Regions from separate parts of the Homo sapiens genome. Here region 2 is linked to region 1. Evidence: chromatin contacts called from ENCODE Hi-C or POLR2A ChIA-PET data. All regions are on one chromosome and are shown on one strand. The core of a region is the stretch at or near the end of the contact, and the rest is flanking DNA. Distances in the headings are between cores, read along the strand shown.

Region 1 (5,177 bases), core at 1,977-4,476:
AAGTTCTTAAGAAACCTAGCTAGGACTTCTTCTCAGATTTTCTGTCTCCAACTTCGCTGTTCCTTCTTTTATCTTATTGCTGCTTAAGAAGATACAAATATATCAACTTAGAAAAAAATAAGAGTTAAGGAAAAAAATAAAAGTAAGGCAATGCATGTTTGGTGCTTGCATAAAATTCCTGATTTGTGATATTAAAAGTAAGCTGATTGATTTCTCCAAATTATGATGACTATTTCTAGACATAGGCTTGGTTTCTCAAAAAGGATTAGCTAATTCCACTAAAAAATTTCCTAAGCAAGTGTTTCATGAACATTTTTAGTCACTTGACGATCATTGATTGAACCAAACTCTGGTCACACTAGCCAATATATAAAAATATTATGAAAATGAATTGGATGGGGAGAGGAAAACACAACCATAGATTGACAAGACAAACACCAAATCTTTACAATACATAACACTGGGAGGTGGGATGATGGTTGATTTTGCTTCTTAGTTGGACTTTTCTGAATTTTTCAAATGACCTACAATAACTATGCATGACTTCTATAATTAGGAAGGAAGTTACACATTTTTATTTATTATAAGAATGCCATGTTAGATGAATGAACTACAAAATTGCAATTAAGACCAAGAAATCACAACAAAATACATTAGTAACAGAAGAAACCATCCTGAGACACCTCTCCCTGAATCTCTTGCAAATCATTAAGGGACCCCACCCTCCAGGTCATCATTAAAGGTAATTGTTCTAGAGGATTCTGAGGGAATAACAAAGTCTATACTTACTCCCTTCCCCAAACCAGGGCAAACAGCCAAATGTAAACATATTTTTAAATCTTGCTTTATTGTGTTGTTTATTCAAACTCAGTATTTTAGAAACGTATTCACTTGAGACAGAAATATAAGCAGCCTGGATGTCGGGGGGTTTGTTACAGGAGCACTGCCTGCCAGGAGGTGTGGAATCGTGAAGGGTGGTAGGTAGAGTAGGCACGGGGTGGTATGTAAGTTTGTGCAGGAAGGAAATAAAGAAGAGTATAGGCTTTGCCCAAATGTATGGTGTTTCTGAAGCCTTCCTAATGTCTAACCTATGAGGGCACACGCACGTGGAGCATCCCTGGACCCCCAACCCCACCCTTCCTTCCTCTTGCTCCATTCTTTCCCACACCCTTTCCACTTCTGCCCTTTGCTTGTATCACAGCTTCACTTGTCAAGGTTCTTATATGAAGATCTATTGTGTCATTTTAAAGATTTGTAAGGGCCCACATTGCTAAAACATAAAACGAACAAGAACTGACTTGTGTGCATAGAATAGGTCTCTTTCCTCAGAAAAGGAAGTGGCTTGGGAAAAAAAAATCCACAGGGTAGTTTCCAATATCACTACATTCTGGAAGTCGAGCTAGAGGAAGTAAGTTGGATGCTTACTTAATAGCCCTCACCAACAATGGTTTCTGGGACCAAAATGAATAGCACTTTTTGTTTTATTTTGCTTCTACCTTACTTTATACTAATTATATGAAGTGGGTTTTTCAATGTACTCTCTGCTTTTACATTCTGTCATCAGCTCACTTCCTCCCTCCCCTCTGCTTCCACCAGTTGGGGAAAAGTCTCTCATACATGATTATTGGCAAAGTGTTCCCACAAGTCATTAATTGAATCCTATTTCCCACAATAGCCATAGTACAAATTATTTTACATATCCAATTGCAAAATAGATGGCCCTGAATTTGTTTTTAAGACACTCATGTTATACAACTCAACTAGTATGGATGGAAGAAATCTAGTCTTTAGCATTATATATTGGTGTCCTAGTTCGTCAGGATCAAATTGATAAATATGAGAAAATTAAGCTAGGCGCTAAGTTTCGTGAGGGTATGGACCATTTCTCGCCACCCACCCCAATGCCTAACACAGTCCTGGCATGTGGATGGCATCAATAACATTTGAACTAAAATGTAATCGAATTGAATAGAAGTTTAATGATATCGCCAAGCTTAATTAGGCTGCAGCACTGTAAAAAAAAAAAAAAACTGGATCCTAAATAGACTAGTAGGTTCAGAAAACCCTGTCTGGTGGGTATCCGTCTGCACAGCATAAACAGACTGCTGCATTGACTGGAGAGAAAATAGGGAGGTAGGAATTTGCCTATGCAAAGCCAAGAAGCTGGCACTTTCCACCATTGGGTATGCAACCTGGTGAAATTTGGCAGTCAGTCTTAGCCAAAGGGGAAAGAAGCCACTCTGTCTTTAAGGACAGGCTTTCTGGAGAGACCTGCTTTCAAAAATCTCAAGGCCGTGACAAGTCACCACAAATCCGTCCTTTGCTAAACTGACTCTAAAGTGAAGCAACTGACTCCCTTCTGTGTTCCAAAAGCTTTTACATATTCAAGAGTCTTTTTCATACAGTAGCTCCAGAAAGACCTTTTTGAGTTTTTTTTTTCTTTTTTTCCATTTTAAACATCTTTTGTCTGGCAAATAAAGTCATCCTTCATCATTTTAATGTGTAAAACATTTCCAGCCAAAATGTGATTGAACTGTGCCAGATCAAAGGTTATAATGCAATTTGTCCAAGTCAGTAGGAAAATAGAATGTTAAGCATGAGAAACATTCTGAGACAGCAGGGGTGAAATGTAGTCCCCTCTCCACTGTGAACAGGGTAAGAGAAGATGAAAACCCAGGAAAAACAATTCAGCAAAAAAACAAGAACATTCAAAAGCCCAGAAGAGAATTCTGAAGTGCGGAGAAGACCTGGAGAATGTCATATTAACGATGAGTGGCAACTGAAAAAAAAGAAGAAAACCTTTCAGGAAGTAGAGGATACACGAAGTCAACAGGAAATGAACTGTGGGTTATTTAAGGTTATCTGAGAGCTAAATGTGCCCTAAGTGTGACCCAGTAAAGGAGGAAAGGTCTCTATAGAGATGCTAAGAGGTTGTCTGCTGGATGCATTACAGTGGGTATTAGACTTCTGGTTGTTTTTTTTTTAATCAATATGTGATCCAAGAATCACATCAAAGAAGGCCTCTCCTCCAAGCCCCATAAGCCAAACATAGGCTGCCTACGTTTGAAAGACCTGTACATACACAGATCCCATCCCTCAACTGCCTCCGTGTGTTTTTAATGGACTCTTCACAAGCCTAAACTGGCTATGTTCCAGCCATGAAGCATGAGGCTGGAGAACAGCTTTTTTGTCTTCACCAGCCAAGCATTCACTTCCTGTGAAGCCAGATAGATAATGAGAGGGAAACAAAACCGCGTTGCAGGGTCATCAGTTCAGCCTTGCCGCTTCTAAACAGAAATATATGTAGTGAATCAAAAAAGGCTTGTCTGAATGTGCCTTGGTCGAAGCACTGAGAGTCTACCTAGAGCATTCAGCAATGTCTGGAGCATTTCTGGAAGCCATCCACAGGAAACTGAAGCCACCGCATTGATTTCATAAGGATTCATTCTCCCCAGGCTGCTGGGTTTAAAATGGGCTGAGTGAGCCAGAGTACAAATTCAAATTTGCTTAGGCAATACCGAATCCTGCTAGATTGTAACCCTCTGCTGCCAAACTTCTGGAAAACTGCTTAAATTATGGCCATAATGTCTCTTGTCAGAAAACAAATGGATAAAGTCTTCTCCCACTTCCTGGGAAGAAACCAGTAAGCTGGGATAGCTTGGAGCACACTGGAACATTGCAAACCACAAATGTCTAAATTACCCAGCCAGGTGAGTCCATCCAGTTCTGGTCTGAAATGTGCCCTGAAGCAATACAGACATGCAGAACAGAGTTGCCCTGGCATAGTCAGCAGCGTGGAAAGCTGTGTGATTAAAGCCAAGGGATGTGCATGGGAGTTGTATGAGTGAGCAGAAGGAGGTATAGCTTTTGATACAATCTTCCTCCTTTGGGATGGAACACTTACACCTCTGGTTTTCATTTGCAAAGAGAAAAAAAAAGCAAAAGAATAAACAACAGAAAATATGACTTTGGATGCTTCTTTCAACATCTGAGTAAACCTTTAAGGAGATTCCAGGCAATAGAACTTGGCACTGTGCTTCACAAGTTGGTGTAAAATAACTGGTGCCAAATGCTAAAAGGGAATATCCTTATGACTCTGCATGAAAACTCTGGCAAAGCCCACTCCCTTGCAAAAGGGTCTTCCATGATGCTTTTGCCACAGAAATCCAGTATAATTCCACAGCACTGGGGTCTGGCACCTTTTCCTGGCATGACTCCTTGCTGTACGTATATGTGTATATCCAAGCATCTATGCTTAATGAGCATGCACTCAAATTCTATCTGGCTCGCCTAGTTAACAAGGTTTGGGCAGTCAGGAATATGTTGGGGCAATCACAGCATGGTTTTAAGATAAAAGGAAGGTGTTCTCTTCCTGGAAAGACTCCAGCAGTCCACAACCTAGACAAAGCCACGTCTGAGTCAGAGCCTGTGACCTGTGAATGTGACCAGTTCCCCAGAGTTTCTGGAAGACTTCACTGTAGTCTCCTTCAGCAAGTGAATTGCTCCCAGTCCCACCTCAAGCAAGTTGACACTGAACAGCAAATCTGCCCTATATTCAGCTGAAAATTCATGTTGGTTTGAAAGCCAAGAGGAGGGGATAAAACCTCTTGATGAAGCTAATAGGAGGGGTTTACATAAAGATGCAAATACAGTTGAGAATAATCTCCAAATTGGAGGTGGGGTTATGATTGGTCCTCATCTCTAGAGATATAGACAAAATCATTGCTACTTTAATTATTCATCGACATAACACAGGGATCAGTCACTACGGTTTAATAAGAGAAATTGTATTCTAGCGCCACTGACCTCAAGGAGCTTACAACAGTCATCATAAGCAATACTTGTAGAGGTGTTTGACATTTCACAAAATGCTTGTTGCATGTATCAGTGCAGAGATATGTAAGAGAAACATAAACTAAATGAGAATAAAAGAGTCATTATAAACTGGTGTATAATAATACATCAAATGACTAGTACTAAGAGTCATCACTGGGATATCAGAGGAGAAAATGGCTGCTTCAACCAACCAAAGGATGATTGGGAATGGAAAGTTTATGAGATGGGAGATTTGAAAGAGGAAAAACATTCTTACCAGAGAAGATAAACATCTTTTTTTTCTGTCAGATAACAAACTATATTTTGAACCTTTCTATGTTGTAGGCACTGTGCCAGGTGCT
Region 2 (5,177 bases), core at 985-3,484, 350 kb after region 1:
GGCATGAGCCACCATGTTCAGCAAATTTCAAATTTTTTAAATAGAGGTGAGGTCTCCCTATGTTGCCCAGGACGGGCTTGAACTCCTGGGCTCAAGGGATCTTCCTGCCTTGTCCTCCCAAAGTGCTGGGATTATGGACGTGAGCCACTGTGCCCAGCCCAGCCTCAGCATCCGTTTTCCACTTCTCCAGTAACAGACTAGATTTTCCAGTCTCTCTTGGTTATGTGACTAAATACTGGCTAATGAGGTGTGAGCAGAAGCAACACGGACAACCTGTGGGTTGTGCTATTAAAGGAAGCAGGTTTGATCTTTACTTCTCCAATTTTCCTTCCTGCTGGCTAGTTAACCATTATAAACCTTACTAAAGTAGGCCGGGCACGGTGGCTCATGCCTGTAATCCCAGCACTTCGGGAGGCCGGGGCGGGTAGATTACCCAAGCTCAGGACTTTGAGATCAGCCTGACCAACATGGCAAAACCCCGTTTCTACTAAAAATACAAAAATCAGCCAGGTGTGGTGGCACGCGCCTGTAATCTCAGCTACTCGGGAGGCTGAGGCAGGAGAATCGCTTGAACCCAGGAGGTTGCAGTGAGCCGAGATCGTGCCACTGCACTCCAGCCTGGGTGACAGAGCAAGACTCTGCCAAAACAAACAAACAAACAAACAAACAAAAACTTACTAAGGTCAATGCCTTAAGGATGGATAATCAATAAGGCAGGAACAAGTATCTCTGACCGAAGGGCCACCTCATACCCATCCTAGAATAATATTCTTGAACTATTACATGAGTTTCAAAAAGAAAATATTCCAGATTATATGGCCAGAGCCCAGCCTCCCTCCCAAAAAATAGTACCCTTATCCCCAAAGAAAGAACTCTAGAATCATCTCTCATTTCACTGATGGTTCTTTATATGCTTTTTCCTTTCACTCATGGGTACTATAAATATTTATTATAGTCAATGATCTATTTATATAACCTTTCAATTTTTTATTATCCAGTTATCTGGATGCCCTCTATAAGACCTGCTGCTTCCATGTTATCAATCTTAAATTATAATGGGAAAAGAAGATATACCCGCAAAATGCCTTCTTACACTTGGAGTCCTAAAGGTGTCTTTTCCAAGGAAAGATGGGCCATCCATGCTGAAACAAGCAAAATACAAGTCAGTATGGAAAATTTCTTATTGTATCTTGAGTTTCAAGGGGGATTGGTAAGGACAACTTCACACATACTTTCAGTGGCCAGTTGCATAAATGTAAGTATGTACGGACCATTGCACTGGCCTCTTAACTCATCTACCTGTTTCCACTATGTACCCCTGAAATCTGAATGCCAGAAAGATCTTTCTAAAATGCAAAGGATCACGTCGCTTAAATTCTTCTTCTTTTTTGTGGGGGGGGTGGGGGGGGGGCGTGTGGGGCGGGCAGGGACGGAGTTTCGCTCTTGCTGCCCAGGCTGGAGTGCAATGGTGCCATCTTGGCTCACCACAACCTTCGCCTCCTGGGTTCAAGCAATTCTCCTGCCTCAGCCTCCCGAGTAGCTGAGATTACAGGCTCCCGCCACCACGCCCAGCTGATTTTTGTATTTTTGGTGGAGACGGGATTTTGCCATGTTGGCCAGGCTGGTCTTGAACTTCCGACCTCAGGTGATCAGCTCGCCTTGGCCTCCCAAAGTGCTGGGATTATAGGTGTGAGCCACTGTGCCTGGCCTTTTTTTTTTTTTTTTTGAGACAGAATCTCGCTCTGTTGCCCAGGCTGGAGTTCAGTGGCGCGATCTTGGCTCACCACAATCTCCGCCTCCCGGGTTCAAGCGATTCTTTTGCCTCAGCCTCCCGAGTAGCTGGGACTACAGGCACGCGCCACCACACCAAGCTAATTTTTTTTTTTTTTGAGACAGAGTCTCGCTCTGTTGCCCAGGCTGGAGTGCAGTGGCACGATCTCCGCTCACTGCAAGCTCCGCCTCCCGGGTTCACGCCATTCTCCTGCCTCAGCCTCCCAAGTAGCTGGGACTATAGGCGCCCATCACCACGCCCGGCTAATTTTTTTGTATTTTTAGTAGAGACGGGGTTTCACCGTGTTAGCCAGGATGGTCTCGATATCCTGACCTCGTGATCTGCCCGCCTCGGCCTCACAAAGTGCTAGGATTACAGGCGTAAGCCACCGCGCATGGCTAATTTTTGTATTTTAAGTAGAGACGGGGTTTCGCTATGTATTTTAAGTAGAGACGGGGTTTCGCTATGTTGGCCAGCTGGTCTCCAACTCCTGACCTCGTGATCTGCCCGCCTGGGCCTCCCAAAGTGCTGGGATTACAGGCGTGAGCCACTGCGCCTGGCCCCTCCCACTTAAAATCTTTCATTGGATTTCCACCGCTCTTGGAAAAACACCAAAGTCCTCACTGTGACCTGAGAACCCCCTTGGGACCCTAATCTTCCTATGCCTCCCTCTCCTGTGCTCACTGACTGCCTCTCACATTTGTCTTTCTTCAATTCCTTCCAAACTACTATCTTCTTCCTTTTGAAGAACCTTTACAAAGGTTATTTCTTTTGCTTGAAATAGTCTTCCCTTCTCATGCCTCCCTCAACTTATTTAACTCCTACTCAAATGTCACATTTTTAGGGAAGTAAGCCTCTTCAGACTTATTTGCATTCCCCATCATGCAAATTTATATGATTACACTTTTTCACAGAACTTTTACAGTCGTAATTTTCTGTGCATTTGTAAGCATATTTGATTCAAGTATGGCCACAAGGCTCATGACAGGATGGACAACGTCTATTTTGCTCACAATTGTCTCTTATGGCTTATGAGGGGATTTAATAAATATTGGTTGAATAAAATGAATAAATGAATGAATGAAATATAATTTGTAAGGTAAGGATAAAAGGCTTGTTCTTAGAGCCTGGAATTCTCTTCATTGTTTAAGTCTGATGACATAACATGAATTGGGAAATGTATTAAGAATTTCCGGAATTTTTTTTTTTTGAGACGGTGTTTCACTCTTGTTGCCCAGGCTGGAGTGCAGTGGCGCGATCTCAGCTCATGGCAACCTCCGCCTCCCGGGTTCAAGCAATTCTCCTGCCTCAGCCTCCCAAGTAGCTGGGATTACAGGTGCCCGACAACACGCCCAGCTATTTTTTTGTATTTTTAGTAGAGATGAAGTTTCACTATGTTGGCCAGGCTGGTCTCAAACTCCTGACCTCAGGCGATCTACAGTCTCGGCCTCCCAAAATGCTAGGATTACAGGCGTGAGCAACCGCGCCCGGCCGATTTCTGGAATTTGATTGTTGAGCCTGAAATGTATGTTTATAAGGCTCCATTTCTCTTTCTTTCTTTCTTCCTTTTTTCCTTTCTTTCTCTCGTTCTCTCCTTCTTTCTTTCTTTCTTTCTTTCTGTCTTTCTTTTTTGACATGGTGTCTTGCTCTGTCGCCCAGGCTGGAGGGCAGTGGCACAATCTCGGCTCACTGCAACCTCTGCCTCTCGGGTTCAAGCCATCCTCCTGCCTCAGCCTCCCAAGTAGCTGGGATTACAGGCATGCACCACTACTCCCAGCTAATTTTTGTATTTTTAGTAGAGACGGGGCTTCACCATATTGCCCAGGCTGGTCTCGAACTCCTGACCTCAAGTAATCTGCCCACCTTGGCCTCCCATAGTGCTGAGATTGCAAGTGTGAGCCAACGTGCCTGGCCATCAGGCTCCATTTCTATTTGTAACTGCCAACTAGAAACAATATGAAAGAGCAGTGGCTCTATAAAAATGTTAGCCAAACCCGTACTTGTGTATATGATATCCCGGAGTGCAAACTCAAGCGTGGCAAAAGAGAGGGAGAGGCTTACATGAGGACAGATAGCATGGTATGGTGGTTACGAGCTCAGTCTTTGGAACCCAACTCTCTGGTTTTGAAACTCTGCCCCATTGTTTATGAGCTATTATTCTTAGGCAGTTTCCTGTTTTCTCTGTGCCTCAGTTTTCCCGACTACAATATGGAGCTAAACGGTGCCTCATAGGCTTATGAGAATTCAACCATTTCACATTAGTAAAATGCTTTGAAGATTTCCTGCAAGAGGACAAGCGCTACATAAGTGTTAAATAAATAATACACACTTCATGGGAGTTGCTGTTCCCGGAGAGGTAAAAATATATTAGTAGTCACAATAGTCAAGTACTGCATATATAAATGCCACTTCAGAGGGTATAGGTCAGGTCTACTCCCTTCTCACCATCCTCAATCCATTGTCTTGGGTTAAGGAATTGTGTCACCAAGACTTTCTTGTTACATACAGATGTTTTCCGGGAGCTATAAACAGGGAGCTATTACCACAGCTTTAGCAAGGTCTAAGTGTAAGGTCTAGGATGATTCATTTCAATATACAGAAGTCAGAAAGAAGTAGTTCATTTAGGGCCAGGCCCGGTGGCTCACGCCTGTAATCCCAGTAATTTGGGAGGCCAAGGCAGGCGGTTCACAAGGTCAGGAGTTCGAGACCAGCCTGGCCAACATGGTGAAACACCATCTCTACTAAAAATACAAAAAAATTAGCCAGGTGTAGTGGCACATGCCTGTGATCCCAGCTACTTGGGAGGCTGAGGCAGGAGAATCGCTTGAACCCAGGAAGCGGAGGTTGTGGTGAGCGGAGATTGTGCCATTGCACTCCAGCCTGGGCGACAAAGCACGACTCTGTCTCAAAAAAAAAATTATAATAATACATAAGAAGTAGTTCATTTAATCTAACAAATATTTACTGAGAATTTCTGAGATTGGCTAGCTGCTTCCCATTTGCCATGTTCTTGCCCTCCTGGGCACACTGCTGGCTTGCATAGCCCATGTGCCTTGAATCTAGGAAGGGACCATAGAGAGCTCTCTCTCCAGTGCGTTGTGAGCAGGGCGATGGGAGGCACTTGTGGGCCATGGCAGTTGACAGGTGTGCTTTCTACATCCACTCTCTTTTGTCCCTTATCTGAGGCTGTGCTGGAGGGCTCTGACTTCCTGGGTATTGCAAAGACTTCGGAAAGAAGGTCTCTTAAGTGACTGCACAGAGCAGAGCTTCCACCTCCCCTAATTCCAATCTGAGGTTTCTCTGTTATCTGAGTTTAAATTGGAGCCTAGGAGTCATTTTAATGGGGCTTCATCACCAAGCAGCTCGATGAGTGGTATTACTACGTATTTAAAACTAGCTTTGGGCT

The links. Hi-C counts contacts between places; a loop is a spot of excess contacts on that map. ChIA-PET counts read pairs that join two places held with the same protein, here RNA polymerase II (POLR2A). Pooled maps may share reads with other maps.
Region 2: a loop to region 1 is called in a map with no recorded cell type, with 5 times the contacts of the local background. The contact joins two enhancer-like sites. A Hi-C loop is called at or near these places in 1 of 37 single-sample maps with no recorded cell type and 3 of 50 pooled maps. POLR2A ChIA-PET finds 5 or more read pairs at or near these places in 1 of 52 experiments (Panc1).

What each region holds. Positions count from the first base shown.
Region 1 is chr3:177,595,685-177,600,861 of GRCh38, reverse strand. The region is part of intron 2 of LINC00578 (long intergenic non-protein coding RNA 578); the gene reads right to left. Among named protein-coding and RNA genes, the nearest start is that of LINC00578, 160 kb to the right of the region's middle. Within about 2 kb of position 3,226, at least 28 of the 41 ENCODE cell types and tissues checked have a DNase peak (open chromatin) inside an H3K27ac peak, as active enhancers do.
Region 2 is chr3:177,244,533-177,249,709 of GRCh38, reverse strand. It overlaps LOC107986053 (a long non-coding RNA gene), which reads right to left. Exons shown (of 3, transcript XR_001740576.2): 3 at 1,077-1,142. Among named protein-coding and RNA genes, the nearest start is that of LINC00501, 47 kb to the left of the region's middle. Within about 2 kb of position 2,234, at least 2 of the 41 ENCODE cell types and tissues checked have a DNase peak (open chromatin) inside an H3K27ac peak, as active enhancers do.